Linked DNA regions of Homo sapiens: regions 2, 3 and 4 are each linked to region 1. A link is an interaction called in ENCODE POLR2A ChIA-PET data of the cell type or tissue named here. Cell type or tissue: CD4-positive, alpha-beta T cell. All regions are shown on one strand. Each heading gives the region's core, and the rest is flanking DNA. Links, peaks and the distances in the headings are about the cores only. Region 1 holds the start of PLAC8 (placenta associated 8). Region 2 has its middle 32 kb from the start of COQ2. Region 3 has its middle 74 kb from the start of COQ2. Region 4 has its middle 65 kb from the start of COQ2.

Region 1 (7,610 bases), core at 2,148-6,147:
ATTTTGGGTCAGCAAAGTAGTTACCTGTCTCTTCTGCTGAGTCCTGCCTCTTCATCTTGGCTCATTCTATTCCACCTCTGCATCATCACCAGTTCAAAATCTATCCTTCAAAGTTAGCTTCATATAGAAAAAAATAATTTACTTTCCCAACCCACAGGGAATCTTACCAGTAGTTAATTCCTATTATATTGTATTCTGTCCTCATTTTCTTTCTGCTGGTATGGCTTCACAAATTTTCTTTGATCTTTTTTTTTTTTTTTTGAGACAGCGTCTTGCTGTGTCACCCAGGCTTGAACACAGTGGCACAAACACAGCTCACTGCAGCCTTGAGCTCCTGAGCTCAAGTGATCCTCCTGCCTCAGCCTCCCACGTAGCTGGGACCACAAGTGTGCACCACCATGCTCAGCTACTATATTTTTTGTAGAAACAGGTCTCACCATCTTGCCCAGGCTGGTCTCAGACTCCTGGGCTCAAGTGATCCACCCACCTCGGCCTCCCAAAATGCTGGGATTACAGGCATGAGCCACTGCATGTGGCTCTGTTCACGTTTTCTAGTTGTCTGCAATATATCACCTTGTGTTGCCCTCCAATTGCTCCCAGCATACCTTAAAAAGATGGACTGAACATATAAGATCCATTATTCCCCATTCTGGGTAACATAATGGTAAAGATGGACATGGCCTTGATGTAATTTGACCTCTTTCCTTCATGCATTCATTCAGGACCAGGACCAGGGTGAGGCAAACAAGGTCCCTACGGGCACAGAATTTAAGAAGGCACTCACTCTTGATGAAACTGGAGGACCAAAATGTAAGTATTTTTTTTGTTCTTCTATATACTATGTGGCCAATATTGCCTTTCTAAAAGATAGTACCAATTTATAATGCCACCAAAAATCAACCAGTCTACTATCAGTTTGTAAAACTTTGTCAAGGCTGGGTGGTGTTTTTTTTTTTTTTTTTTTTTGAGACAGAGTCTTGCTCTATCACCCAGGCTGGAGTGCAGTGGTGCAATCTCGACTCACTGCAACCTCCACCTTCCGGGTTCAAGCAAGTCTCCTGCCTCAGCTCCCCGAGTAGCTGGGACTACAGGTGCCCACGACCATGCCTGGCTAATTTTTTTGTATTTTTAGTAGAGACGGGGTTTCACTATATTGGCCAGGCTGGTCTCGAACTCCTGACTTTGTGATCTGCCCACCTCGGCTTCCCAAAGTGCTGGGATTACAGGCGTGAGCCACTGCGCCCGGCCTGGATGTTATTTTTTTATTTTTTATTTTATTTATTTATGTATTTATTTTGAGACAGAGTCTCGCTCTGTTGCCCATGCTGGAGTGCAATGGCGCAATCTCGGTTCACTGCAACCTCTGTCTAACAGGTTCAAGCAATTCTCCTGCCTCAGCCTCCCAAGTAGCCGGGATTACGGGCATGTGCCACCAAGCCCGGCTAATTTTGTATTTTTAGTAGAGACGAGGTTTCTCCATGTTGGTCAGGCTGGTCTCGAACTCCCGACCTCAGGTCATCCGCCCGCCTCGGCCTCCCAAAGTGCTCGGATTACAGGCATGAGCCACCCCGCCCAGACATATTTTTTATTTTTTTGAGACGGAGGTTTGCTCTTGTTGCCCAGGCTGGAGTGCAATGGCGTGATCTCGGCTCACCACAACCTCTGCCTCCCGGGTTCAAGCAATTCTCCTGCCTCAGCCTACTGAGTAGCTGGGATTATAGGCATGCGCCACCACGCCCAGCTAATTTTGTATTTTTAGTAGAGACGAGGTTTCTCCATGTTGGTCAGGCTGGTCTCAAACTCCCGACCTCAGGTGATCTGCCTGCCTCGGCCTCCTAAAGTGCTGGAATTACAGGCATGAGTGACCGTGCCCGGCCAAGCTTACCGATTTTTAAGATGTACTTTCCCCCTTTAATACAATAAATAACTAGTACATATTTGTTGACATCTTTTTGATTTTTCAATTTTTTAATTTTTTATTTTATTTATTTATTTGAAAAAAGGAGATGAGATCTCACTATGTTGCACAGGCTGGTCTCAAACTCCTGGGCTCAAGTGATCCTCCCGCCTTGGCCTCCCAAAGTGCTGGGATTACAGGTGTGAGTTACCACACCTGGCCATGTTGCCATCTTTTTATTGTGGAGTTTATACATAGTATTTGGAAGAAAATAGGCTATCTGGAATTCCACATGTCTCTTTTTCTTTCTCCTTCTTCAGATTTCTTTGTTTCTTTGTTTCCCCTAATATTGATTATGTGTTAGGCACTGTTTTAAATGTTTTGCATGTATTAATTTTTTGAATTTTCCCTACAATCCTGTGGGGTAGGTGCAATTATTACGCTCATTTGACAAGGAACCTGAGGCATAGAAATGTTAAGTGGCTAGCAGATGGCAGCTAGGAATTGGGACTGAAAAGGGACTCTAAGCACTTAGAGTCTGCCATAATGCCACACATTCTCACTGTACAACCTCACACAATAGCCTTGTTCTAGTGGGAAAGATTTCCCATCCGCAAAAACTTCAGAGTGAATGACAGGAAAGCTGGCCACTCTCATTTCTTAATTTTTTTTTTTTTTTAGAGACACGGTCTTGCTGTCACTCCGGCTGGAGTGTGGTGACACAACACAGCTCACTGTAACCTCAAATTCTTGGGCTCAGGCAATCCTCCTGCCTCAGCCTTCCAAGTAGCGGGGACTACAAGCCTACGGGCACTTACCACCATGTCTGGCTAATTTTTTAATTTTTTGTTTTTGTTTTTGTTTTTTTTTAGAGACAAGGTCTCACTGTGTTGGCCAGGCTTGTCTTGAACTCTGACCTTAAGCAGTCCTCCGCCTGGGCCTCCCACTGTGCCGGCCCACCCTCATTTCTGAAAGGTTTTGTTAAACAAAGTTTATGAGAGGCCATTGTTATGGACTAGCCTCCTGCTCTAGGCCCCAGAAAATCAGACCAAACCAGAATGAAGTCGCTTGTGCTAAGTGACATATAATCAAACTGAACTTTGAAATGGACCAGTTTTCCAAAAAACAGGAGATTTCAGTCAACCTCAGTCAGTGTAGTAAGGAAGTCCTCTCTGTTTTAGTCCTATAAGGAAAGTAACTTTGAAACAACCAATCTATCTTTTTTTCTCTGTTTCCGCTTTCTTCATACTCACCAGGACACTCATTCTATTTTATAGAATGATGTGTTGCTTGATTCTAGAATTGCAAATAAAAGGCAATTACATCTTCTAAACTAAATTTGTTGTAATTTTGTCTTTTGATAGTTTAAACTATGGGATCAGAAATTCAAAGACTATGAATAAAAATTTCAAAAGAAAGAAATAGTAATACCACCAATAAGAAGAATAATTAAAAAGGTACAAAGAAATTGGATGCAACATTGTAAAAAGAGCCATAGTTTGGAGCTGAGCTGACATGAGCTAAAATCCTAGGTGAGTAACTTGTTAGCTATGTGGCCTCTGAAAGTCAGCTCAAGAATCTGAGCTTGTTTCCTCACCTCTAAAATTGAAAAAATAAGGCCTAACTATCAAAGTCATTAACAAGTCATTGATAATGCTTGGCCTATTTTAATGTTCAGTATCTGTAAGTTGATACCATTAAAGGATGCTTGAGATGCCAACTACTATATAATCTGAAACAATAATGATCTTTTTTTTCCCCACAAAGATAACAAAAAACAAACACAAAAAAACAACAGTAAGCTCTGCCAGACATGTAAAACCAATCAAACTATATAATGAATTAAATCCTTTCCCCATTAAAAAGACGTATCAGTGTACCTAACACAATATAGGAAAAGAAACACACCTTATTTGGCAAGAGATATATTCATTCTCCAGATAAGAGAAACACACATTGAAACCACTTCTGCTGGATTACTCTGGCCAATAAGAGCGTCTGAAACTGTTCTATGTACTATGCCCTGCGATAGAAACACAGTTACCTCTCCCCTTTCACGTAGTTTTCATTTGTGGTGAGATTCTCTCCCAGGCCACAAGACATTTCCTGCTCGGAACCTTGTTTACTAATTGTAAGTACTTTACAAGTAAGAACTTGTTTTAAAAACTTAGCATTCAAAAAAAAAAAGCTTTCTTTAAAAGTTATTTGATTTTCTTGTTTTTTTCTTAGCATGTTATATTTTGAGTTTCAGCTAAAAGACTAAGGTTTTCTTATCTAATTGCTTTAAATTTATACATTTAGTCAAATTCAACAATTTCTTGCTAAGCATTTTGCCAAATGCCAGGCTTTTCAAAGTAGTGTAAGATCCCAGCCTTGAATCCTCATCAATTGCTGCTTTCTGCAGCAAACACATATTATACATTGTATTTAGTAACATGATCATTAATTTCACTCTTTATTTCAATATGTATGCATGTTGACTTATGCCGGTCTAATTTCTTTCTGCTTTACAAATATTCTATTTTATCCATTCAAAGTATTTAGAAACAAGATATGGAATTTTGTAGATTTAGCTAATGAATTATAAGAATTCTTGAATTCTCACTATGAAAGTAAGAAAAACAGACTAGAATTCTTCAAAATTAAATTCTGGTGCTTCATTTATATGTATAAAGAGAGATGGAGAGATTATGAAATGGAAATGTTTCAATCAAAGCAAAAAAATGAAATTTAACATCAATAAACAGTAGAAGAGAAAAATCTCAATAATATGTCTAGTATCTGGATTAATCAATATTAATAATATGTATTAATATTACTATAATTAATATCATGTATTATATTAATATTAATGTATTTTATTAAGATAGTGGGCTGTCCTCAGGAGTGAAGTGCTCATAGAAAGGAGAGACAAATACAAGATTGATTCTTAACTAATAGATAAAATTAAGGTGTTTAAAATATGAGCCAAATACTGCAAGATTTCCTGACATTGAGACCATTCCACAGAACTTCCTAAAGAAAGGTATTCTAGTCTCATTCTCCAAAGCTTGCCCACCAAGATTCCCATTTCACTACCTCCTGCCCCCATTTTTCCTGCATTTTCCAAGGTGGCCCCTGCCAACTTTTTTTTAATCACTCTCTCTGCTCCTGTGGGGTTAAAGATGGCATGGAACAAAACAGCTGTGTGGTCACACCACAACGGGCAGAACTGCTGGCCACAGATAGGAAACCTCAGGCATCTCCTTAGCCCTTACCAAATCCAGCCCAACACGTTTACACACCCTGGCACTCAATAAAATATTTGCTGAATTAAATTGGATCTGTAGTTATTAGTAACAGAAGAAAAATAAGGCCACTGGTCGTGGGTTACAAAATGTGCTCTGCAAGGCCACTGGCATTAGAATCTTGTGAAGTGCCCAGGATACTGCACAGGCCCGCACCTGAAGGGAGAGGAGCTAGTTTGGAATGTGCTCCCGGGAATGCGAGAGGGTCTAGCATGGGCTTCATCGCATGGAGGAAGGTGTACCGTTTTTCGAATTCTCACCGAAGCAGCTACGTGCTCACCAAGCCGTGTCTGTGAGAAGGGCCACGTTTTTCTAGTTCATAGGACAAAAGCCTATGGCATAAGGGCAGCAGCCCTGCGGGTGCACGTTACAGACTTTTAGACCCTAGCTCATTCTATCTAAACCACAATCTCTGAACAGTGTGTAGAATTCTACATTGTACAGATTCCTCAACCCTAGCTCATTCTATCTAAGTCACAATCTCTGAGCAGTGTCTAGAAATCTACACGTTAAAGAGCAGTCCAAGTGGTTTTACTAATAGTAAGCTTTGAGGACCACTGAACTAAGGAGACAAGCTGGTACCTAAGGTCCTAGGAACTCTAGATTTTCAAGGACGTTTTCTCTCCACTTATTGCTGACCTTTTACCTTGAATGGCTAAGGCTAAAGACTTCATGGCTGAAGCAAAGAGAATTGTGGTTGTTTGAACAAGCAACAATTTTACATTTGTTTCTGTTTTACATTTGTTGCAACTTAAAAGATACCTTGAATTTTTAAATGATCACAGAGGCGCGTACAAATGAGTGTGTTTGCTTTCTCATCTGTTTTATAACTTTCAAGAAGGTATTTCTTTGAATAAGATATCTCACGGGAGAAGTTATTAGACCCTTTTTAGAATCAGCTAGAAGTGACAGATGGAAGTCCTGGATAGCAGTTCCCTTTAGGACTACTCTTCTACGCAGGGATAAGCCGAGTAGACTTCTCCACCAATATAGGTAATCTGTGCTAGAAAGGAACTTACAATAGCATCAGAAACCTCCTGGGGCCCCCCATTCTGCTCCAGTTCCTAGTGCTAATATTCACAGAAGCACCTGGGTCCCTGCAATCTCCCACATTCAAAAGAGGAAGTCAAAAGTACAAAAGTAGTGAAGGAAACAGAAACATACAATGTTGACTGTTGGGCTAAAGACTGTTGAGGCTACTACATGGAGGAAGTAATGTTCACACAAACTAACTGGCAGTTAGCATATGGATATTTGAGATACAGCTGATACATATATATATATATATATACATATATATATATACATATATATATATATAAATTTTTTTTTTTTTGAGACGGAGTCTCGCTCTGTCATCCAGGCTGGAATGCAATGGCACGATCTTGGCTCACCACAACCTCCACCTCCTGGGTTCAAGCGATTCTCCTGCCTCAGCCTCCCGAATAGCTGGGATTACAGGCATACACTACCACACCCAGCTAATTTTGTATTTTTAGTAGAGACAGGGTTTCTCCATGTTGTTCAGGTTGGTCTCGAACTCCCGACCTCAGCCTCCCAAAGTGCTGGGATTACAGGCGTAAGCCACCACACCCAGCCGATACAGCTGCTTACTATAGAATATAGAGATGGCCACTGAGTGGATTTCAAAGGCACTCAGAAAATGTTCAGGACTCAAACTGCTATGAAGTCTAACATTAGCCAATTTGAATACAAAAACACATATGCCATACACTAAGTAAATACAGTCAGGTAAAGGAAAAACAATTACATAATTGCAGGGTGGTTTTTATTCTGAAATCTTCAGATTGCTGTTATTATATTAAAAAACAGAATATAGGCTTCTTGAAAAAATAAGGGTGTTAAATGAACATGTTTTTCCTCTGAAAGAGTTGTAGGATCATCTTTATTTATTGAATACCAGTTTCATGCCAAGCATTGGCTAAGGGCCAAGAGGGAAAAAAATACAAACAGCTATAGTATCATTTGTATGACTTGCCCCCTCCTTTTTTTTTATTTTTTTATTTTTTTTTTGGAGATAAGAGTCTCGCTCTGTCACCGAGGATCCACCTGCCTTGGCCTCCCAAAGTGCTAGGATTACAGGCGTTAGCCACCGTGCCTGGCCTGGTATGACCCCTTAAAATTTTTTTTCTAGTCACTGGATTTGCTTTTTGTTTCTGAAAAGGATATTTCTTGTTTTGCTTATAAAAGAAATAAATGCTAATTATAAAAAAAATTATCGGCCATGGGTGGTGGCTTACACCTGTAATTCCAGTGTTTTGGGAGGCCAAGGCAGGAAGATCACTTGAGGCCAGGAGCTCAAGGTCAGCCTGGGCAACATAGTGAGACCCCCATCTCTACAGAAAACGAAAACAAATTAGCCAGGCATGGTGGTGTGCACCTGTAATCTCGGCTACTCAGGAGGC
Region 2 (7,610 bases), core at 1,502-5,501, 140 kb before region 1:
TATGGCAGGTGCCTATAATCCCAGCTACTTGGGAGGCTGAGGCAGGAGAATCGCTTGAACCCAGGAGACAGAGGTTGCAGTGAGCCAAGATCACGCCACTGCATTTCAGCCTAGGGGACAGAGCAAGACTCTGTCTCAAAAAAAAAAATATTTAAAATATATATATATATATCTAGGGATATCCTACCCATTAACGAAGTATAAATTCATGTAAAGAAATGGAAAGTAATGCATGCAAATGTTAACTAGATTTATATTTGTTTATCTCGTTTAAAACTCTTCAACAATCTTGAAAATTCAAGTTAGTAATTTTTTTCTTAGGCAGCATTGGCATAGTAACAAACTGAAATAATCATGGCTTTTACTTGCTTTATACTTAAGCAGTAGAAATGTCAACACAGCATCTGGGAAAGAATTATTGGGATCAGAGGTCATGTCCCATTGCAGGAATGCCTCATAAACATAAATTGCTTTCAGTTTACATCATTTCCTTGAAGAGAGGAAAGTGTTAAAGACATTTTAACACTTTAGAATCTGCAGGAAGTTTATGGCTCTGATCAATATTTTTTAAATACTGCTAAAAATACACACTAAATATTTTATTTTATTTTATTTTATTTTTGAGACAGAGTCTCACTGTCACCCAGGCTGGAGTGCAGTGGCATGATCTCAGCTCACTGCAACCTCTGCCTCCAGGGTTCAAGCGATTCTCGTGTCTCAGCCTCCCAAGTATCTGGGATTACAGGCGCATGCAACCATGCCTGGCTAATTTTTTATTTTTAGTAGAGGCAGGGTTTCACCATGTTGGCCAGGCTGGTCTCGAACTTCTGACCTCAGGAAACCTGCCTTCCTCGGCCTCCCAAAGTGCTGGGATTACAGGCATGAACCACCGTGCCTGGCCAAAATACACACTGAGTATTTTAAACAAATCCACTTAAAAACATGTTACAAATCAAAAAGTTTTTAGCACAGATCAATTAATTACTAATTGAAAATTGTTAAGATCTCTGAAACATGGAAGAATGTAAGGAAAGGGATACAATTTTATAATTTTTTCTCATTCATGTATTCATGTTTCTGATTTTCTTCATTCTGTTTTTAGCTGGTCTTTATGTGTGCATAGATAGGCTCTGCTTTAAAATAAAATGTGAATGGAAGTTACACACATGAACGTTTTTCAAGAAGTTGGAACAGCAAGTGCATAAGCCTTGACATGGGGATGAATGAAGCAGATTCGGGTAACAAGAAGGCCAGATTTCTAGTCTTGTTTCCATAGTCCACAGCCATCCCATATTATAGCAAGTGGTAGTGAAGATGTAGAGTAACTGGAACTCTTATACATTGCTGGTAGAAATGCAAAATGGTTTTGTCACTTTGGAAAACAGTTTGGCAATTTCTTTTTTTTTTTTTTTTTTTTTAAGTCAGAGTCTTGCTCTGTCACCCAGGCTTGAATGCAGTGGCGTGATCTCAGCTCACTGCAACCTCCACCTCCCAACCTCCCAGGTTCAAGCGATTCTTCTGCCTCAGCCTCCCAAGTAGCTGGGACCACCCACCCCAAACTCCTCAAGTGATTTGCCCACCTCGGCCTCCCAAAGTGCTGAGATTACAGCCATGAGCCACCGCACCCGGCCTGGTTTGGCAATTTCTTATCATTGACTATGCACTGAGTATAAGACCCAGCAAAATCACTCCTAGGTATTTACCCATGAGGAAAGAAAACTTACGTTCACATAAAAACCTGTCCATGAATGTTAATAATAGCTTGATTCATTATAATCCCAAATTGGAAAAAAAAAAAGCTTTAATGTCCTTCAGCTGGTGAAAGAATAAACAAACTACGGTACATATATAATGAAATACTATACGACAATAAAGAGGAACAGACAACTGATATATGTAGCAAAATGCATGAATCTCAAATGCATTATGCTAGGTGAAGGAAGGCAAACCCAAAAAACTATATACTACATGATTCCATTTGTGTGATAATCTGAAAAAAGCAAAACTGTAAGTACAGAAAACAGACCAGTGGCTGCCAGGGACTGGAGGTCAGAGGAGTATCTGACTACAAAAGGGAAGGAGGAGATTTCGGAGGATGATGGAACTGTTCTATATCTTGATTGCAATGGTTTGACATAGTTATAGGCATTTGCCAAAACTCTTAGGATTGTACCCACACACAAAAGGTGAATTTTACTGTATGCTAACTATACCACAATTTTTAAAAAGTGAACAAAAGTCATTTTTACCAAGTTAGGGTGAGAATAATCAGAATTATATTGTTGCCATCCTAATTAAGTTAGGGGCTAAATTTTCATTGCTGTAGATATGCCTGCATATGGAGTTGTGTTCTGGAAAAACCAACTCTTTTCTGAAACCTACAGCCCTTCACTTAATCAATATTTATCAAGTACCTATTATATGCCATACACTATTCTAGGTTCTGAGGATACCTCAGTGAACAAGACATATCCCTACCCTCCTAGAACTTGCATTTTAATAAGTGAGTAACTCTGTAGGTAAATAAGTGCATAGGCTACTTTAAATAATATAATGTAGTGGTAAGTTGTTATAAAGAAAACTAAAGCCTGGTGAAAGAGAGTTATGGGGAAAGGAGGCTATTTTTGATAGAGTACTAAGGAAGGATTTCCAAGTGACAGTTGAACAGAGGTTTAATTGATGTGATGGAGCTATGTGAATACCTGACGGAAGAGAGTTCCAGGAAGAAGGAAAAGCAAGTGTATCAGCCTTGAAACAGGGATGAACCAGGCAGATACAAGGAACAACAGGAAAGCTAGATTTCTGCTCTTGCTTCCATAGCCCATTACCATGCCACGTTAAATGGAGATAATTTTAATTTATACTTATCATAATAGTAAAATTCCAGGGAAAATTCGTTTATCCCTCCCAAAATGAGAACTTGAAGGTACCATAATGCATAACTACTGTCAAAAAAAAAAAAAAAAGTGGGAAACTGCAAATTTGCCAGTGTTCTCAGTTGTAAACCGGTCAGTTTAGGCACACATTTTCTCTGGAGGACATTAGAAAACTCACAGAAATGCTGGGAAAGCTGAAGAACCAGTGTGCTTGTTATTAATTTATTGCCTCTCAGCTCTAAATCCGTCCTTCATTATCTACTCTGCAATAGTGGAGTTGAATCCTGTAGACTTTTCTCCTTTGCAGTGAGTGGGATGTCAGACTTTTTCAGTAGAGGGCGCTGGAGGGACCCTGCAGGAGGAAAGGGCTTCTTCCTGGTCGGGCGTGTTTCCATTTGCTTCTTGCTTCTGCTCCTGGCTGTAAGCAACATATGGCAGGGACATCCAGTAATGCTCCTCCCCAACTATTGCAGGCTAAATTGTGTCCCCCCAAATTCATGTTGACATCCTAACCTGCAATACCTCAGAATGTGACTGTATTTGGAGATAGGGTCTTTAAAGAGGTTATTAAGGTTAAATGAGATTACTAGTGTGGGCCCTAATTTGATATGCCTGGTGTCCTTACAAGAAGAGGAGTTGAGGACACAGACTCCCACAAAAGGAAACATGTGAAGGCACTGGTGGAAGACAAGCCAAGGAAAGATGCCCCTAGAAGTAACCAGCCCTGCCAACACCTTGATCTTGGACTTCTAGCTGCAGATTGTGAGGAAATACATTTCTGTTGTTGAAGCCCCCCAGTCTGTGGTATTTTGTTGTGGGAGACCTAGCAAACTAACATACCAGTGTGCACAGAGAGGGCACAGTCCCTTGGCAAGCCACCAGCTCCAGTTCTGTGACCACCTGGCTGCATGCAGCCCTCCTAACACCAGGCTTCATGACAAGCAGTCAGTAAAGGGGTTCTTGATGCCCTCAATCCCTGCACAGGTCCATCCACTAGCCTCAGCCCTCTCCTACACCTCGGAGTGGTTTGCCAACCTTCTCACGTGCATCCCAGAGACATGTTTCCCACTTGGTAGTCCTAACTGTGGTTTTCTGGCCAGCCTCCGTCCCCCTGCTCCCTAGAAGAATATTACCTGCCTGTCCAGTGACTTAGACTGGCTCTGGCCTGGATCAACCCAGCAAACTTGTCCACCCTCCAGTGGACTGCAGCCACACCTTCTCCAGCAGAGCTTGAATTCCAGCTTGACCAGAGGAATCCCTTCCAAGTTTGCTTCTTCCTCAAGTATTTTTCTCAGCTCTAGAGTACTCTTTAGCATTCTGCTTACCCCTTTTAGTTATTCCCCTCCTCTAGTTAATACTATTTATTAAACTTTCCCTGTTCAAATTACACTCCGATTCTGGACTAGTACAGAATCCAACTGCCACAAAATGGTGCTGGGAGTAGTCCTAGGAGATAGACCTGCGGAGGTGGGATTTGAGGGCTGACCCTGTCCTTGGAGTTCAGCACAGTGCTGAACTCCTTAGCAATGGGAAATGGGAAGCTAGTGACCTGTGGCATGCAGGGACATCACACATCAAGCTAGCACTTGTGGCTAATTGTAATGAAGTTGTAACCAAAGCAAGTGTCTTAGGAGCCCAAATGGCAGTTGCAACTAACTGTTACGGCAGTACATGATGCCTGTAAGGAATGTACTGTGGGACAGATTTTTCTGAGCATACTTGAGTAGTAACAGAAAAATGACAAACCCAAATCCTTTAACTCTGAGCTCAAGTCATTGTTAGAGGACGACAGAGCTTTGAGGATAGCCCTAAAAGAATCTTTTATTGCTCACAGCCAGAGGGCTGATATTGCTAAAAAATTAAACATAAAATTTAAGGGTGTGGGTTGCTGACTTACAACAATAGTTGAATGTATAGTTTTGAGCTTCCCTCTCCTGTGGAAGTAGCTTGCTCTTGGTAGAAGACTAGCCTTCCTCTGCTTAAATATCTGTGTTAAGCTCATCTGGGGACAGATGCCTTAAAAGGAGTTACTCATTCTCTAAATCTACCACAACCACCCCTTGTTGCCACTAGACTCATGATTATTGCCAAAGCTCAGCAAGTTCCAGTAGGACAGGGATCCACCATGACCCAGCAAGAAATAGTTTATACGCCAAAAGAATTGCCACACTTTTCTAATGTGTATCTTCAGAGACCTGGGGAACATGTGTGGAAGTACATCCTAAAGATGTTCGAATGAGAATAGTGGGATAGAACACTAGAGCAGGCTAACTTCATTCCTATGAGCGCACTTTAACTAGACAGCTTTCCTGTCACAATATGGAAGAGAGACTCCAAAGGCTTAGGGCGATAGGCAAATGGGACTGGATTTACCATGTGCAAACTGCATGCCCAGCCCCCAGCATGTTCCAGGAAAAGAGTCAGGAGACAACTCCCTGCACTAAGGCACCAGCAGACTGGAAAAGCTCTGTGGGTGTCTCCTTTGCAGGCTACGTGTGGCTGTAAAGAATGCGACCATTGAGAGAGGCTTCCAGATTTCAATGGGGATGATGGAATCCCAGAGAGGCAGAGTCAAAGTGACTGCATTTAACCACCAAAGACAAGAAGCGTGGACATATTTACAATACAGGGCAGCAGGAACATAGTGCTAACCAGTTGCCTTAGCTCACAAAGATCTGTGGTGGTAATTGATCATAGTGTTCCTAGGAACAAAATGGATGGGTAGTCAAAAATGTAGCTTGCATCATCATAGTAAAAAGTCACAGCCTTTTACCCAGTTTTCAGACTTAATAAATTTACAGATGCAGAGGGTCTTGATTGAAGAATGTCTCTGGTGGCCCACCCTAACCAGAGCCATGCAGGCAGAAGAACTGTGGGACATGTAGTTCAGTCTAGCCAAGTTGACAATTATAAAGCCACCACTCCTAAGGAAGGCGCAGAGCAGCGATTTGACCGTAGGTGGTCAGGAGTCGCAGCCTCCACTCTTGACTGTTACTCTATTTTGCCTCCTTGGGGTACAAGGTGAAAAAACCCTCAACCCTGGTCTGGAGGGCCTGGAACTCCAGCTGACACCCACCACAGTGTGAGTGATGAGGAAAACACAAGGCAACTGGATCCAGTGGCAAATCTGCCATTTTAAGGGGGATGATTATCTTGTCTTTTCTTCTCTGAGGAAAGAGGCTTCTAGGAAGCTGTACCTGGTGGCTGTTTGTTCATGATGCTACTGTACTGATAAACTCAGACCTTCCTAGGTGGGCACGTAAGGCCTGCTTATCCCCCAGCTAGGGTGAGCAAACCTCCTGGTTTGCCAGGGCATGGGAGTATCTGCACTCAACTATGAAAATACTGGGCAAACCAGCACCCCCAGAATCTGGCAATCCAGCCACCACTCAGCTGCTGCATTGTTTGGGAGGGAGGACAACAAAACAGTACGATGATTTGCTCAGATTTTCTCCCTACTATTTTGAATCTATTAAACAGATTACAGAGACTTTTGGCTCTACTTCAGGATAGAATCAGGTGTGTTAATGTAAGTGTAATATTTTGTAAAGCATACATACTTTTGCTGGGTGCGGTGGCTCACGCCTGTAATCCCAGCACTTTGGGAGGCCGAGGCAGGCGGATCACCTGAGGTCGGGAGTTCGAGACCAGCCTGACCAACATGGAGAAACCCTGTCTCTACTAAAAATACAAAATTAGCCGGGCGTGGTGGTGCATGCCTATAATCTCAGCTATTTGAGAGGCGGAAGCACGAGAATCGCTTGAACCCGGGAGGCGGAGGTTGCGGTGAGCCGAGATCGTGCCATTGCACTCCAGCCTGGGTAACAAGAGTGAAACTCTGTCTCAAAAAAAAAAAAAAAAAAGCATACATACTTTCGAGTCTACATATTCTTTGGCCGTTAGTGTGGATTCCAGTAAGATGGTGGAACATTTACCATAAGCTCAATAGATGGAGAGTTCATTGAGGCAGCTTCGCGGCCCAGAACTACATAAGGTCTGTCATACATTTTCTTTGTAAATAAACCTGAGTTAAAAATAACTTTCTGGCTGGGTGTGGTGGCTCATGCCTATAGTCCCAGCACTTTGGGAAGCAGAGGCAGGAGGATCACTTGAGCCCAGGAATTCAAGACCAACCTGGACAACATGATGAGCCCCCATCTCTATAAAAAATACAAAAATTAGCCAGGTGTGGTGGTGCATGCCTGTAGTCCCAGCTACTTTCAGGGCTGAGGCGGGAGGATCATTTGAGCCTGGGAGGTGGAGGCTGCAGTGAGCCATGATCGTGCTGCTGCACTCCAGCCTGGGTGACAGTGAGACCCTGTCTCAAAATAATAATAATAATAATTTCCTCAGAACTTTTAGAATATTTATTTTTAAGAAGGAAGTGTGTTTAATTTTTTTTTCAGGATTTAGTGGAGGCCATTATTGGATACCAGGGGCAAAGGTCAGCCCAGGGTAAGGTGAGTCCAGGAGAAAGCCCAGCCTGTCCTACAACAGCCCTGCGGCATAGAACCGGTGGTGAGCCTGCCATGGTTTGCTTCTGGGCAGCAGGCTGGACCACCTGGGGAGCATGGAAGACTGTGTCTGTGTTCCCTCAACCATCCCCAAGTTTACAGCAGCCCCACTGTGAGTCAGGAGTCATTCCTGACTCACGGTAGGGACAGTTTGCATTTATGGAAAGCAAACTGGAAGGAGTGGCCTGAGCCCATATTGCCCATGGTAATGACTCCTTGC
Region 3 (7,610 bases), core at 538-4,537, 98 kb before region 1:
CCTGTGCTAGGAGCTCAGAGAACTACAAGGAAAAGCAAGATGTGGCACCTGCATTCAAGGAAACCACTGCTAAGAGAGGATATAAATGCCAAATCTGTAATTATAACAGATAGAAAAAAGTGCTACAGGGTGTAAACACTATGGGAGCACAGACAAGCAGGGATTCTGGGGTATGAGTTGAGATCCGCTCACCCAAAGCAATGTCCAGTCCTGCAAGCGCCTTTTACAGTAAGTGCCCTATATAGGTGTACCATTTTTAATATTTTATACTGTATTTTTATTATACTTTTCCTACATTTAAATACACAAATACCATTGTGTTACAGTTGCCTAGAGTATTCAGTATAGTAACATGCTGTACAGGTTTGTACCTAGGAGAACTAGGCTATACCATATAGCCTAGGTGTGTAGTAGGCTATACCATCTAGGTTTGTGTAAGTGCACTCTATGATGTTCACACAAGGACAAAATTGCTTACCAATGCATTTTCAAGAGTGTATCCCTGTTGTTAAATGATGCATGACTATATTATCATCATTATTATCCTCTGATCAAACTCTCCAGTGCCTTCCACTCTGACTCAGATAAAAGCTGAAGTCTTTACAGTGGCCTATGAAACCCAACATCAGGGGTGTCCAATCTTTTGGCTTCCCTGGGCCACATTGGAAGAATAATTGTCTTGGGCTACACATAAAATATACTAACTCTAATGATAGCTGATGAGCTAAAAGAAAAAAAAATCTCATGATGGTTTAAGAAAGTTTACGTATTTGTGTTGGCTGCATTTAAAGCCATCCTGGACTGCATGAGGCCTGTGGGTACCTGCGGGTTGGACAAGCTTGCCCTACGTGTTCTGACCCCGGTTATCTCCTGTTTCTCTCACTCATGTTTTCTCTACTCAAGCCATCCTGACCTCTTTGCTCTTCCTTGAAAGTGCCAGGCATGCTCCCACCTCAGGACCTTTGCACATGCAGTACCTTTGCCTGGAGGGCTCTTCCCCAGGTCTCTGCCTGGCTCGCTGCATAATTCCTCCACATTTCTGCTCACATGTCACTTTCCCTGACTACCCTATCAAAAATTGCAAACAACCCCACTGCAATACTTCCCTATTGTATTTTTCTCCATATTTTCTATTACCATCTAATATGCCACATAATCGATTTAGTTTTCCTATTTATCTGTTTCCCTCACTTAAGCTCTACCAGGGCAGAATTTTTGCCTGTTTCATTTGCTTCTGTAACCCCAGTATCTACAACAGTGCCTGACACAGAGTAGGTGCTCAATAACTGTTTATTCATTATATCAGTTAATTACTTAATGGCAAGTCTGCACTGACACTCCAACATCTCTGGTTTTATTAAATGTCTCTCATAACTGTGGTGATTATTTCTGTATTGGCAGACATGCAATTAATCCATTATGTACAATATGCAAACACTCTGTTGGAGACAGATACACAGTGACATATGAGACATGGCAGTCCCTTGTCTCCAAGAAGCTGTGGTTTGACCAGAAACGGAATATCTGAAATTGAGACAGTTCTCAAAAGTCTGGAAACCATGGTTCCCGGTGTCCCAGACTGGAATCTGCAGAAAGAGCAGCAGAGAGAAAGTCTTTGCCATGTCTTAAAAACTAAGTGTCTGGTCCAGTGGTCCACTGAGCATGTTGTTCATTCTGGGCCTGAGAACATCTAGTGAGGATAGCTAATGTTCATATAGTTCAGTGAAATTAATACTAATTAACAACCAGGTACACCATGAAACTATCTGAAGAAACCTGCTCCCTGGTTTTAATAGAGAAGTGGATTCTTGCCTGTGTTACTGTTAACTTTTACAATTGTGTCTTGTTAATGCTTTCCTGTCCATTTTTCCCATGATTGTGTCAATTTAGGGGAAGAGAGCAGAGTAGACATCATTTTCTCAAGATTTGCATCAAGTCAAACGGCACTTTTTTTCCCCTCCCAAACAGGACCATATTTGTCCTTTCCTTTGCTGAAAGTAGCACTAACATAGTAAGTGATAGGTCAGGTGTTACTTCCTTGCCCAGGTGTTGATTCTAATTTTGGCACCAAATCGTGTATATTTAAGCAGAAACCTCACAGAGGGTGTGTTTCACACTGTGCGCATATCAAAACAGGTTTCAGCTGGTGTGGGTGCCCACAATTCAACTAACTCCACCTGTGCAGTAACCAAACCCTCCTACAGAACAAAACCAACTTGAATGTTTGGCTGCAGTCAACAGTGATTAAGAACACAGTCCTGAAGCTTTGTATTCAGAAGGAAAATTCTTGTCTGTCACGCCCTCCACCACCCCCACCCACACCCACACCTCAGCCTAGGTGGGGTTGTTGAGTTTCATTCTTCCAAAGCACCCCTTTGCAATACTTAGCATGTCTGTAGTTGTGTGTTCGTTTGTGATTATCTGCCTTCCCTCACTATAGTGTCAGCTCAGTAAGGGACTGACTGTATTTTCACACTTGCTGCAGCATTCAAATGCCTTGCTCGGTAAGTGTGCAATACACATGCGCATTGATGAGTGGCTGACAACTTTCCAGCTGTGCCAAATGTATGGGGACGTAAAGAGGACCTCCAAATGTAACCAGAACACCCACATTTAATCCGAACTCTGCCCCCTTCTAGCTTTGTGACTCTGGAAGTCCTTCAGCCTCTCTGAGCTTCTATGTCTTCATCTGCAAAATAAAAATGATAATGATATTCTCCTCCGAGGCATTTCTAAGGAGTAAATGAGACTGACTTCTAAGTGCTCGGTAGACATCCAGTGGTCATAAGACAGATTCATTTAAATGGTAAACACGTTAAGCACTAATGTTATAAAATAACTGCTTAGTGGAAAATAAGATGAGATTTTAAAATTGAGGATATGGTCATCTATATCTTTGCCATTTAAAATAAGTTTGAGGGAAAAAAGGATACCCGTAAGCGCGTAGGAAATTGTGGAAGTGGCTGCAAATAAACGCGTATTTATTGTCTGCTTTATAGTTTCTAGACTGCAAGTGCCTTGTGCTACTTTATTTTCGAGTGCTGAATCCAGCCTAGGCACAGTCAATACATATTAACTAAATGGATGACCACCTGACCTATATCAGCTCTACATTTCCTCCAGCTGTTAATCTGCCCACTCCTTCAAGCACAAGGCATTTGACTAATACCTGGGAATGAAATTGCTTTACCTGGATTCAGTCTTATGATGTTTATGAATCCAGCACTGAATACTGCTTTCTCTTTGTTTAAGGTTGTATGAAGCTACTGATTCTGTGAATTAGCCAAAACATTGCCCTAATTTCTATGGGTACCTAGTGACTCTGGTCACATCCTCACTTCCCAGGGATGTGTTAAGGTCACCCACCCAGGCAGAGCTTTTAGGGACCAGTCCAAAAAAAAGAAAAGTAGGACTGGGCACGGTGGCTCACACCTGTAATCCCAGCACTTTGGGAGGCCGAGGCCAGCGGGTCACCTGAGGTTTGGCGTTCAAGACCACCCTGACCAACATGGAGAAACCCCGTCTCTATTGAAAATACAAAATTATCCGGGCGTGGTGGTGCATGCCTGTAATCCCAGCTACTCGGGAGGCTGAGGCAGGAGAATCACTTGAACCTGGGAGGCGGAGGTTGCGGTGAGCCAAGATCATGCCACTGCATTCCAGCCTGGGCAACAAGAGCAAAACTCCATCTCTAAATAAATAAATAAATAAATAAATGTAACCATCAGGATGGTTGTCGGCCTGGGGGAGGAGGAAAGGGGGAATTGTGGTTTTGTGGGTAGAGCATTTCAGTTTTGCAAGATGAAAAGTTTCTGGAGATTGGTGGCACAACAGTGTAAATATACTTAACATTACTGAGCTATGCACTAAAAATCATTAAGGTAAATTTTTTGTGTTTTCTACCATAATTTTAAAAATGTAGCTATCAGAGTCTTTACAATACACTGAGGAAGCCACCATGAAATAAAGATGCTGTATTTTATTTTATGGCTGTGTATGGAAAGCTTGGGGTGTCCTTCCCTCCAGAATTCTTGCAAACATAAGAACAGGTCTGCAGGACCAAATAGGAATAAAATATCTTCCAAATATTTCACATCGCAAAGATGAAAACTGACCTTAGAAAATGACTGTCTACGCTATGAAATAGTGTATGGAAGTTATTAAATATTTGTACGAAGTACATGAACCCCAATTAACTCTGCTTTTTCACCAGAGACAAATCAAAGTAATTGAACTGAAATTTATTGCAATGCTTGGGTTTTGAACAAAGGCCTAGCAATGATAAAGCTTCTCTAGCAATGACTACAGACCTGTCGGGGTGAATACACACCTGGTTTCGGCTCACAGAGTTCTCCAGCTCCATTCAAGTTACTCTGCCAAAGTAATAAGCCTTTTGTCTTCTTGCTTCACAAGGCAAGGTTACCTAGGGTTCAATGCCTAATGGTAGTAGAATGGGTTTTCAATAGTTACATATACCTTCTTTAGAAATCAGACTAGCCTCATCCAACAGCTTTGTCTCTTGTCATATTTCAGCCATTGTTTTAGGCAGCAACGTTCTAAATACAGTTAATCCAGAGCTTTTCAAATTCCTCATTTGCTTTTGTTTCTTAAAGCATTCAATATTGCTGATCATGCCTCCTTTTTGAAAAGCTCTCTACAGCTTTGTCTCTAGCTGTGGTTTTCTGTTTTTCTTTCTCCTCTGACTCCATACTTCTTGCTGCCTTTGCTCCCTTGCTTCTTTCTCTTCTATTCATTCAGTGAATATTGATGGAGTGAGGCACTCTCAGCAGGGAGCAAAATAGATGTGAAGCCTGCTCCCGGGGGTGCAACTGAGAAATAAGAGATAGGTGTGGATCAAATCATCACAGTAACAAGAGTCAACTTGCAATGACTGCCCATGCTGGGGACACTGGGCCATGAGTGGTCAAGGAAGACTGGGACTGAGATCTGAAGCACGAGTGGGTGTGTATTGATGAGGTGAAAAAGCAAGGTCATAACCCCAGTGTTCACTCCCTAGGCAGGCTCCATCCTTTACCAAAAGCCTTAATTTGCATTGTGCTTACTGATTTGCAAATCACTTCCACCCATATCTTGTCATGCTAATATTCTGAATGAGGAAAGACGGGCATTATTAGCCCTTCACAGAATTGAAGACACAAGGTTAGAGCCCTTAAATGGCATACCCAGAGCCACGTGGTCAGTAAGTAACACCACTGGACTGACCATAAGTCCTGGGAGTATCACCTCTCTTTCTTGGTGACTCATTCACTCACCATCACGACCTCAACTCTCACCTCAACAGAAAACTCTTAGATTCCCCCTCTCTGTTCAGATGTACATTTCGTATTAGCTGCTAAATATTTCCACCTGGATATTCCAATAATGTCACCTAAACAAAATATCTAAAACTATTAGTCCTCTACAAAAGCCAGTTTTGCTTTTGAAATTTCCTACATTTGTTCTAATGGTATTGTTCTGCCAGCCAGTTGGGGCCAAAGCCTGGAATCCATTCTCTTCTCCTTCTCATTTCACCATGGCTCCTGGGTGAGTCACCAAATCCTCTGAGGATCCCTTCACAAAGATGTGTCCATCTGTCCAATTTCATCTCCATTTCTATTTCTACTCCCTGGATCAGTGTGTCATTCACAACTGTTGGGCAGCAACCATCTGCTCCTACTCTGTCTACGATACCATAGGCAGCTCCTACTCGGTCTATGATACCATCTTCCCCTCAAGGAGTATACAGCCAAAAGGGAAGATCAGACACATCCACAAACACCCAGAGATCATAATCCAAAGCTGAAAATGCTGTGTCATTACATAAATACTTACTATGTGCCTGACATGTGTCACAAATTCTTCTGGAATTCCTGCTGAAATTCTTGCTGCAAGCTAATTCTTCCTTTGCTCTGGAGCACTAGATGTATAAGAATAAGAAGAAGACTGGAATAGTAAGAAGACATGCTTTCTGTGCTTCAAGGGGAAAGAAAGGACTAGAACATAAGCTCCACAAAGGCAGAGAGTTTTGTCTGTTTTGGTTCACCACTGTATCCTCAGCTTTTAGAACAGTGCTGGACACTTAGTAGGCTCTTAGTAAATACTTGCTGAATGAAAGACAGAATGAGCAAATTTGTAACTGCACTTCTGGCTTCACTTGGCCGTGTCTTGGAGGTCCCCTCCCTAGAATGCAAACATGGATTAAGGCTGACTGGTTATTCATTTGCAAGATAGATACCATGTACTCATAATTTTCCCTCCCCTCTCATACTGAGCCACTGTTCTTGACCCCAACGCAGGACCCCTAATTCTTTTTCTCTTGGAAGGAGTTATACCCTAGGGGGCTTTTTGAGTCCTCATGAGAATAGATTCTTGTAGGCCCACCCCATCAGTTCTCCTGAGTAAATGTGGACTGAAAACAGCTGCCTACAATCCTAAAATAGGATTCCCCAACCACACCCCAAAACTTCCGATCACCTGGACTCTCATCACCTGAGATAAACCTTATTAACATTTTGATGGCATTTCCTTGATGCATCTCACTATATATTCATATATCTATCTATAATTTTACATAAAAGGAATCATACTATATGTAAGAGTTAAAGAAAGAGGAAAGAAACAAGAAAAGTGGCTCAACAGTCAAAGACAGGTTTACTTTGGAGAATAAACCTGAGAGAGGCTTCTAGCCAATTTCAGTCAGGAGCATTCTCTTTTAAAGACTAAGGGTATTTAAGGGTTTAGGAAGAGGGTAGCTTATCGCAGGCGCAGGCTTGGAATGTTTCTTTGTGAGGGAAAGTTTATTGCAGGGTTGGAATGTCTCTGGAATGTCTCAGGTTAGAATGTTTATTGCAGGGTGGGGAGGCTATCTTGGGTTGGCATGTTTGTGGTCAGAGGGCGGTTTATCTTAGGGTTGGAATGTTTTTGGTTATGGTGACATTAGCCATTAGGCTGATGTTTTGGGGCTGGATTTAGGTGGTTTTTTTTAAATCAAGGGGAACTTAAAATGGTGGCATTTGTCCAAGATAGCAATGCTACTGCTCTGTCAATCCAGTCCCTATAGTTATAAAAAGAACTAGGGGCGGCATTTTCTTTTTGGCTACTTCCTGCTGAGGGGCGGCAGGCGGAGAGTTCTTTGGTCTTGGATTGATTATAGGAGTAAGACTGTCTGTAGATGTTTTTGGGTAATTGTCTGTGAGTTGGCCATGATCCTGTCAGTTAAAAATCTTTGAAAAGGTTTAATTAAGCACAGTAAGAACATTAGTCCTAGACGATCATTAGGAGAGGCCCCAGGAATGGGATGACCCATGTTAGGATTTTGTTCCTAAACCAAAAATCTATTTGGTTGTTTTGGTATTCCCTTAGCTTTTTAGCCCTTTCCTTAAGTTTTTCAGCAGCGTCTCTTACTAGGCCTGATTGGTTGAGATAGAAGCAATGTTCCTCACTCAATGAGAGACAGAGGCCCCTTTTTCAGCCGTTATAAGATCTAATCCCCATCTATTTTGGAGGACTACTCCAGCCAAGGAGTGTAGTTGGTCTTGGACTCTTATAAGGCTTCAGGCTATATCTTCTAATGAACCCTGTAGTTCTGTCAAAAGAGCTTTAAAGTATGT
Region 4 (7,610 bases), core at 3,356-7,355, 100 kb before region 1:
TTCTCCGTAATTCCATGTCTACAAAGTTCTCTGTCCATTTATTTAAGAAGAGAAAGCTAAGTACATCTAGAGACACTTAAAACTCTTTCAACAACTATTTCTGTCATAATGGCATCAAAGCTGAACCATAAATTCACAGTCATATCCTTTTTAATATAAGTTGTATTGGTTCGAGACTAGCCTGGCCAACATGGTGAAACCCCATGTCTACTAAAAATACAAAAATTAGCCAGGCATGGTGGCACGTGCCTATAATCCCAGGTATTCAGGAGGCTGAGATAGGAGAATTTCTTGAACCCGGGAGGCGGAGGTTGCAGTGAGCCGAGATCGTACCACGGCACACCAGTCTGGGTGACAGAGCAAGACTTTTGTTACAAAAAAGAGAAAATTGGAGTCGAACTTTAAAAGTCTTAGATAATTCTGGTGTTCCTTGAGAGAAGCCTTGAAAAATCAGATATGAAAGCTGTCATTTCATTTGCAACAAAATATCTTTGTGAAACAAGATCTTTAACACTTGTAATTATCAAAACAAAAAATAAAATAGACAATGTCTACGAAGACATGCATATTGCATTGTTGTTTTAAAATGTAGGTTTTCATATTATTTAGGTATTGCAAGGCCAACAGATCAGGAGATGACTGCCATTGACAAGACAGTTGGTTATATTCACAGATCCCAAGAGAAGGGGATGCACCATGCCATGGGGCTGAGGGATGTGACATGTAGAACACTGGGGTCAGTCAGGAGGCAGAGACGGGAATATATGGGCAAGAGCCTTTTTTGGTCTCCTCGAGAAGGAACAGAGTGGGCAGCAGGGTAAGTAGGCCTCACATTGGCTGGCTTGAATAATTTCAGCGGGCTCTGGGGTGGAGGGAGTGTCTCTAGTTGTCAGGGGCCAGGTAGCAGGCCCTGGGGTGATTAGGCCAGGCAGACAGTGGCCTAGAGTGTAAGAAAACAATAAAGGACATGATTGAAGCCGGGCACAGTGGTGCACACCTGTAATGCCAGCACTTTGGGAGGCCGGGGCAGGCAGATCAGTTGAGCTCCAGGAGTTCAAGACCAGCCTGGGCACCATGGCAATACCCCGTCTCTACTAAAAATACAGAAATTAGCCAGGCGTGCAGTGAACTTAAATCACTCCACTGCACTCCAGCCTGGGCAACAGAGTGAGACCCTGTCTCAAAAAAAGAAGGTGATTTGGGTATGAGCTCTGGACTAGCTGGTTTGCATATGAAATGCACGCTCCCAGGTGGGTGAAGCATTTATTATCTCTAGGTATTGACTAGCCCTGGGAATGGCAGTCTCTCTAGGGTCACAAGGCCCCAGATGTCAAATATCAAATACAGAAACTAGAAAATGTGGTTATTACACTTGACAAAGTTTGTCGCACTTTCTAATCTTCTTATTCAAGCCAAGGAACAATAGCCTTCATGCCAATATGTCTTAAAATATAAAAATCTAACTTTAATTTGCCTATATTTCAGACATGCCTTCTCACTGAGACCACATATATATCCCAAATTTATTTTATTTTAATAGGTTGACATATTATTTATTGCTGCATAGCAAATTACTTCACAAGTGATTAAAAACAGCAAACATTTGTTATCTGTGGGTTTGGAAGGCAGGTGCAGCTTAGCCAGGTGGTTTTGGGTCCAGTTGTGTCACGTGGCCGTAACAAGGTGTCAGCCAGGGCCTCTGTTCTCTAAGACCGCACAAAGTGGGGGCTGCTTCCAAGCTCCCTCACGTGGTTGTTGGAAGGCCTCAGGTCTTAGACACATGGACCTCTCCACCTTACAGCTACCTTAGGACGTGGCAGCTGGCTTCTTCAAGTGGGAACAACTCAAGAGAGAGCAAGAGAAAGCATTCAAGAAGCCACAATCTCTCTGGAACCTAATCTCAGAAGTGGCATACCATCATTTCTCCCATACTCTGTTCATCAGAAGTGAGTCACTAGGTCCAGCCCCAACTCAAAGGGAGGAGATTACATGAAGGAATAAATACCATGAGTAGGGACCACCTTTGAGGCTGCCTACCGCAGTTGAAAACTATACTTCGGTATTTCAAGGCCAGGTGTCATGGCTCATGCCTGTAATCCCAGCACTTTGGGAGGCCGAGGCGGGTGGGTCACTTGAGGCCAGGAGTTTGAGACCTGCCTACCCAACATGGAGAAACCCCTTCTCTACCAAAAATACAAAAATGAGCCAGGCGTGGTGGCACATGCACGTAGTCCCAGCTACTCAGGAGGCTGAAGCAGAAAAACTGCTTGAACCTGGGAGGTGGAGGTTGCAGTGAGCCGAGATCGTACTGCTGCATGCCAGCCTGGGTGACAGAGAATTGCTTTTCTTTGTACTGTGTATTTTATTTTTTGCATTTGAAAATAGTATTCTGAGAAGAGGTCCAAAGGCTTCACTAGCTGTATATATAACACAGACAAAGAGTCCCTGCTTCAGTGCCAGACAGATTTGGGTCCAAACCCTGCCTCACCCACCAGCCATGTGGACCTTGAGCAATAACTTCACCTTTGCAGGCATCGGTTGCTCCAACAATAAAATGGACATAATAACAGCATATATCATAGACTTGTTGTAAGGGTTAAATGAAGTCATGCAAAACATTAACATTCTGCCCAGAATATATTAACAAATGGTAGTTATCATCAGTTTAGAAAAGAGCGTGCCTAAATTTCATATGTGTGCATAGTGTTCTACTTCACATGATTATAGAAGCCTGGGATCATGTTTATTAGTGGTCGGGTTCTACTCTTTCTTCCGTTGTATATTTTAAATACCTTAACAAATGTGATGAAGCCTAACGTGTTGGTACCAGATCCCTTACCAAAAGCACCACATAGGCCAGGTGTAGTGGCTCACACCTGTAATCCCAGCACTTTGGGAGGCCAAGGCGGGCAGGTAACTTGAGGTCAGGAGTTGGAGACCAGCCTGGCCAACATGATGAAACCCCGTCTCTACTAAAAATACAAAAATTAGCTGGGCGTGGTGGTGTGTGCCTGTAATCCCAGCTACTCAGGAGACTGAGGCAGGAAAATTGCTTGGACCCAGGAGGCGGAGGTTGCAGTGACCCAAGATCACGCCACTGCACTCCAGCCTGGGTGGCAGAGCAACACTCTGTCTCAAACAAAAACAAACAAACAAAAAACAAAACAAAACAAAAAACACACGACAAAAAAATACCAAGTATTATTATATCCAGATGTATTATATTAACACAAATGACATAAGCATAAGAACGAAATACTGGGCCAAAACGTCCATAGCGGGGAAATGCATAATCCAGCAACCTTCTTACCCATAAAATCTCAGGCCTGATGGTTTGCATTTTCAATGCATTGGCCACTTGTTACACAGTATGCAGGTGACTGCTGTGGAAGATGAGTTGGACTGGAAAAAGATTAAAACCTCTTTCTTCCAGCCACCTGCTTCTGACCAGGTGTTCCTTCCTGCCAATGCAGTACAAAAAGGAAGAGGCAGAGAAGGACCGCAGTTACTCTGTCATCATGTGATCTGTGTTTGTGAATCACGTTTGACAGAGGGCTTGTGCTATCCAGGAATCCAGTAACCATTCAGAGTCAGCGTGGACACCTGAGAGTCAGGAATGGCTTGCTGCCTCCATCTGTTAGTTTCCCTGAGTCTGGAGACCAGGAAGGCAGGATCTGGAATGGGCAAGTGCAGTGTTTTCTCATATTCTGACTTGGAGTCAGGACCCAGGTAGAAACTGCTGGTTCCACTTTGGTAGAGAGCCTCTCCCCGAGCTGGCCTCCTTTGCCCTGGCATGTCCAGCACACAAAGGAGGACATTATTAATATAAACGAGCGGACAGCATCTGTTGCCAGAGAGTCTTAATTAGTCCCCAGCTGGGACTGTGCCACGGGCACATTGCATGTTAGTTGTGATTTCCCAGAAACAATGAGGGAAGACCGAAAACACGAAAACACGTTGTTCCTCCACAGCCCCGCCCTCTCCTGCAACCTCACTCTCAATTCTGGGTTGTAGTTTTTCAAAACAGTACTAGAGAGTTTGATCTGAAATATCTTGATTAGTACTGGAATGAAAATGAATTAAAATTAAGCAAAATGTACATGGGATCTCTTGGTACTATTTCTTACCAACTGCATGTGAATCTACAATTACCTCAGAATAAAAAGTTAAATTTTAAAAATTCAAGCTGCTCAGAATTTACTGTGACAGGAAGAAAGAAAGAAACTGAAAAGGAGGAGGAGGAGGAGGGAAAGAAGAAAGCCCTATTCTGAAAATCAACTTTCTATTTTTTTCTTAAATGGATTTCCTCAATCAAGTTATACCTATCCAAATGATATTCTGTGCCTAGTGGAAGGTTGTGGAACAGAAAATGACACCTGCTCTTTTCCTCTCCTTTCCCCTGACCAATCTGACAAGATCCTTAATAGCAACTGTAAAGAGTATCTCCAGTATTATAAACGAGAGCTGGTCAAGGCCGCCCGCAGTGGCTCAGGCCTGTCATCCCAGAACTTTGGGAGGCTGAGACTGGAGGATCAATTGTGCCCAGGAGTTTGAGACCAACCTTGGTAACATAGGAAGACCCTATCTCTACAAAAAAAAAATGTTTTTTTAATTATCCGGGCGTGGTGGTGTGCACCCATAGTCCCATCTACTTGGGAGACTGAGGCAGGAGGATCACTTGAGCCTGGGAGGTCGAGGCTACAGTGAGCTATGATCACACTACTGCACTCTAGCCTGGGTCCTGGGTGACAGAGTGAGGCCCTGTCTCAAAAAAATAAAAATAAAGAGAGCTGGTCAGAGTTGCTGACTCCCCTCCAGAGAGAAGGACAGAGAAGATACACTTTTCATGATAAATCCTTTTAGACTTCTAAATTTTATAGTGTGTATATATACTACCTAGTCCCAAAATATTATTCCTCAAATCTTACATAAGGTCTAGCTCAAACAAGTCCTTCTTGATTAAGCCTTTCCCGTTTTACCACTTAGAATTCACCACTAATAGAGGGGTAGTGCTCAAGCCTGGCTGCCAGTAGAAAAACCTGAGAGATTTTTAAAAAATGCCCAAACTCGGTGCCCTCCCCAGACCAGTGGACTGAGAATCGTGGAGGGGAGGAGGTCAATCTGGGTATTTTTCAAAGCTCCTCAAGTAATGTTAATATGTACTCGGGGTTGAGAACTTTTGCCCTGACCCTTTATGGAGCCCATATTTAAGCACTCACCCTATGAGTAAACTGAGTAATTGATTAAAAAGTAAAAAACACTTTCACACCTTTTATCTCATTTGGTCTCTATAATAACAACACGTAAACTGGGCTTCATTTTCCCACTGCACAGAGGAGGAAGTGGAGAGCTGAGCTGCTAGAAGTTACCAAGGTCCCTTTGAGAGCTTCAGTTCTGCACTTCTTGTATTTGATCATCTCCCCTGAGATTAACAGATTTTGCTCTCCCCACCCAGAGCCCAGTATCGCACCTTTCATTCAAGCAGTTCAACCTCAATAACCAAAACAGTGAAAAATGAGTAGCTCAGCAGAACACCAGGAAGTCACTCCCAGTGACAGAACCCCACAGGGTGGTTCAGCTTCCTCATAGGTTTCTCACATTACGGGTAACAGTTCATCTTCCTGTTTCTTTCACTTCTTGTTTACCCCTATCAAAACCACCTCAGTCGCATATTTGAAATGCATTTTCCCAAGCCCCAGATTAATCAGAATCCCCGCGGGTGTTGTTCAAGTATATCTTGTGTGTATGTGTGTATCTGTGGGAAAATATACATAAAATTCACCATCTTAGCCCATTTTGTGTGTGGTTTAAGCAACAAATATTTATTTTCTCACAGTTCTGGAGGTTGGAAGTCTGCAATCAGAGCATCAGCATGGTCAGGTGAGGGTCCTCTTCCCAGCTGGCGGGGGTCCACCATCTCAAGGTGTCCTCACTTGGCCTGTTTGGCCTTTGCAGAAGACAGGCAGATCTGGAGAATGAGAGATTACTACAGACTTAATCAGGTGGCGGCCTCAATTGTAACTGCTATTCCTGATGTGGATTCATTCTGGAGCAAATCAGCCCATCCCCTGGTGCCTAGCAGGCAGCTACTGGTAGGCGAAGGCTTTCTTCTCCATCCCTGCATCTTGTGGCTCACTAACATGCACGTGAGCCTGGTATGCCAGGAACACGTGCTGCGCCAGCGGCTGGGCTTCCAGCGAGGTACAGAGAGGGGACACACGCCTTTCAGGGGGAGAAAGGGGCAGGGAGGGCCTCTAGGGACACCACGTCAGGACCCTCCCACTGCACCCAGGCCTTGGAGTGGGCCACCCTGCCCAGGACCCATCTTAACCATTTTTAAGTGCACCATTCAGTGGCAGTAAGTACATTCACATGTTGTGCTATCATCACCATGGTCTATCTCCAGAACTTTTTAATCTTCCCATACAGAAACACCTATTAAAGAACTTCCTATTCCCCTCTCCCCCAGCCCCTGTTAACCACCATTCACTTTCTGTTTCTAGGAGTTTGACTACTTTATTAGATTGCTGCAAAAGTAATTGTGGTTTCCATATTTAAAAAAAAATGGCAAAAGCTGCAATTAATTTGTTTTTTTGGTTTTTTTTTTTTTTTTTGAGACGGAGTTTCACTCTTGTTGCCCAGGCTGGAGTGCAATGGCACAATCTCAGCTCACTGTAACCTCTGCCTCCTGAGTTCAAGCGATTCTCCCGCCTCAGCCTCCTGAGTAGCTAGGATTACAGGCATGCGCCACCACACCCAGCTAATTTTGTATTGTTAGTAGAGACGGGGTTTCTCCATGTTGGTCAGGCTGGTCTCGAACTCCTGACCTCAGGTGATCCGCCTGCCTCCACCTCCCAAAGTGCTGGGATTACAGGCATGAGCCACTGTACCCAGCCTGCCTATTTTTTAATCGAATTATTTATTTTTATGTGGTTGAGTTGTAGGAGTTCTTTATATATTCTGGATATTAACTCCTTATCAGATCTATGGTTTACAGATATTTGCTCCCATTCTGCAGGTTGCCTTTCCACTCTGTTGATTGTTTCCTTTCCTGCACAGAAGTTTTTGCAGTCCCACTTGCTATTTTTGCTTTTGTCACCTGTGCTTTTGTGTCATACACTAGACATCATTGCCAAATCCAATGTCATGAAGATTTCCTCCTATATTTTCTCCTAAGAGTTTTATAGCTTCAGGTCTTACATTTAGGTCTTTAATACATTTTCAGTTAATTTTTGTACAGTCAAGAGTCCAATTTCATTCTTTTGCAGGTGGATATCCGGTTTTCCCAATTCCATTTGTTGAGAAACTATCCTTTCCCCATTGTGTTGTCTTGACACTCTTGTCAAAGATCATTTGATGATATACATGAGAGTTTATTTCTGGGCTCCTTATTCTGTACCATTGGTCTATATGTCTGTCTTTATGTCAGTGACATTCTGTTTTAATTACCCTACCTCTGTAATGCTTTAAAATCAGGAAGTGTGAGGCTTCCAGCCTTGTTTTCCTTTCTCAAGATGTTTTGGCTATTTTTGAGATTCTATATGGATTTTAGTATTTTTTTTCTATTTCTATAAACAATGACATTGGAATCTTTGATAAGCATTGCATTG

Evidence for each region. Peaks named below come from ENCODE experiments on the same cell type or tissue, not always from the same donor. Only the 100,000 strongest peaks of a DNase experiment are listed, where the experiment ranks them.
Region 2: POLR2A ChIA-PET joins it to region 1 with 11 read pairs; 15 of 35 experiments call an interaction of 5 or more read pairs at or near these places.
Region 3: POLR2A ChIA-PET joins it to region 1 with 112 read pairs; 16 of 35 experiments call an interaction of 5 or more read pairs at or near these places.
Region 4: POLR2A ChIA-PET joins it to region 1 with 17 read pairs; 16 of 35 experiments call an interaction of 5 or more read pairs at or near these places.

Annotation. Positions count from the first base shown.
Region 1 is chr4:83,111,084-83,118,693 of GRCh38, reverse strand. PLAC8 (placenta associated 8) reads left to right here and starts at 3,965. Exons shown (of 5, transcript NM_016619.3): 1 at 3,965-4,028. In CD4-positive, alpha-beta T cell, for the core only: no CTCF peak of the experiment used is centred there; DNase peaks (open chromatin) are centred at 3,943 and 5,523; H3K4me3 peaks cover 2,578 bases; H3K27ac peaks cover 3,543 bases.
Region 2 is chr4:83,248,605-83,256,214 of GRCh38, reverse strand. No RefSeq gene overlaps it. Among named protein-coding and RNA genes, the nearest start is that of COQ2, 32 kb to the left of the region's middle. In CD4-positive, alpha-beta T cell, for the core only: CTCF peaks have their summits at 2,999 and 3,202 (motif pointing right); a DNase peak (open chromatin) is centred at 3,234.
Region 3 is chr4:83,207,147-83,214,756 of GRCh38, reverse strand. No RefSeq gene overlaps it. Among named protein-coding and RNA genes, the nearest start is that of COQ2, 74 kb to the left of the region's middle. RefSeq lists a silencer at 2,110-2,159. In CD4-positive, alpha-beta T cell, for the core only: no CTCF peak of the experiment used is centred there; a DNase peak (open chromatin) is centred at 2,096; H3K27ac peaks cover 1,772 bases.
Region 4 is chr4:83,215,794-83,223,403 of GRCh38, reverse strand. No RefSeq gene overlaps it. Among named protein-coding and RNA genes, the nearest start is that of COQ2, 65 kb to the left of the region's middle. RefSeq lists enhancers at 1,801-1,900, 3,610-3,869, 6,327-6,396. In CD4-positive, alpha-beta T cell, for the core only: no CTCF peak of the experiment used is centred there; DNase peaks (open chromatin) are centred at 3,513, 3,953, 5,553 and 6,153; H3K4me3 peaks cover 1,287 bases; H3K27ac peaks cover 3,248 bases.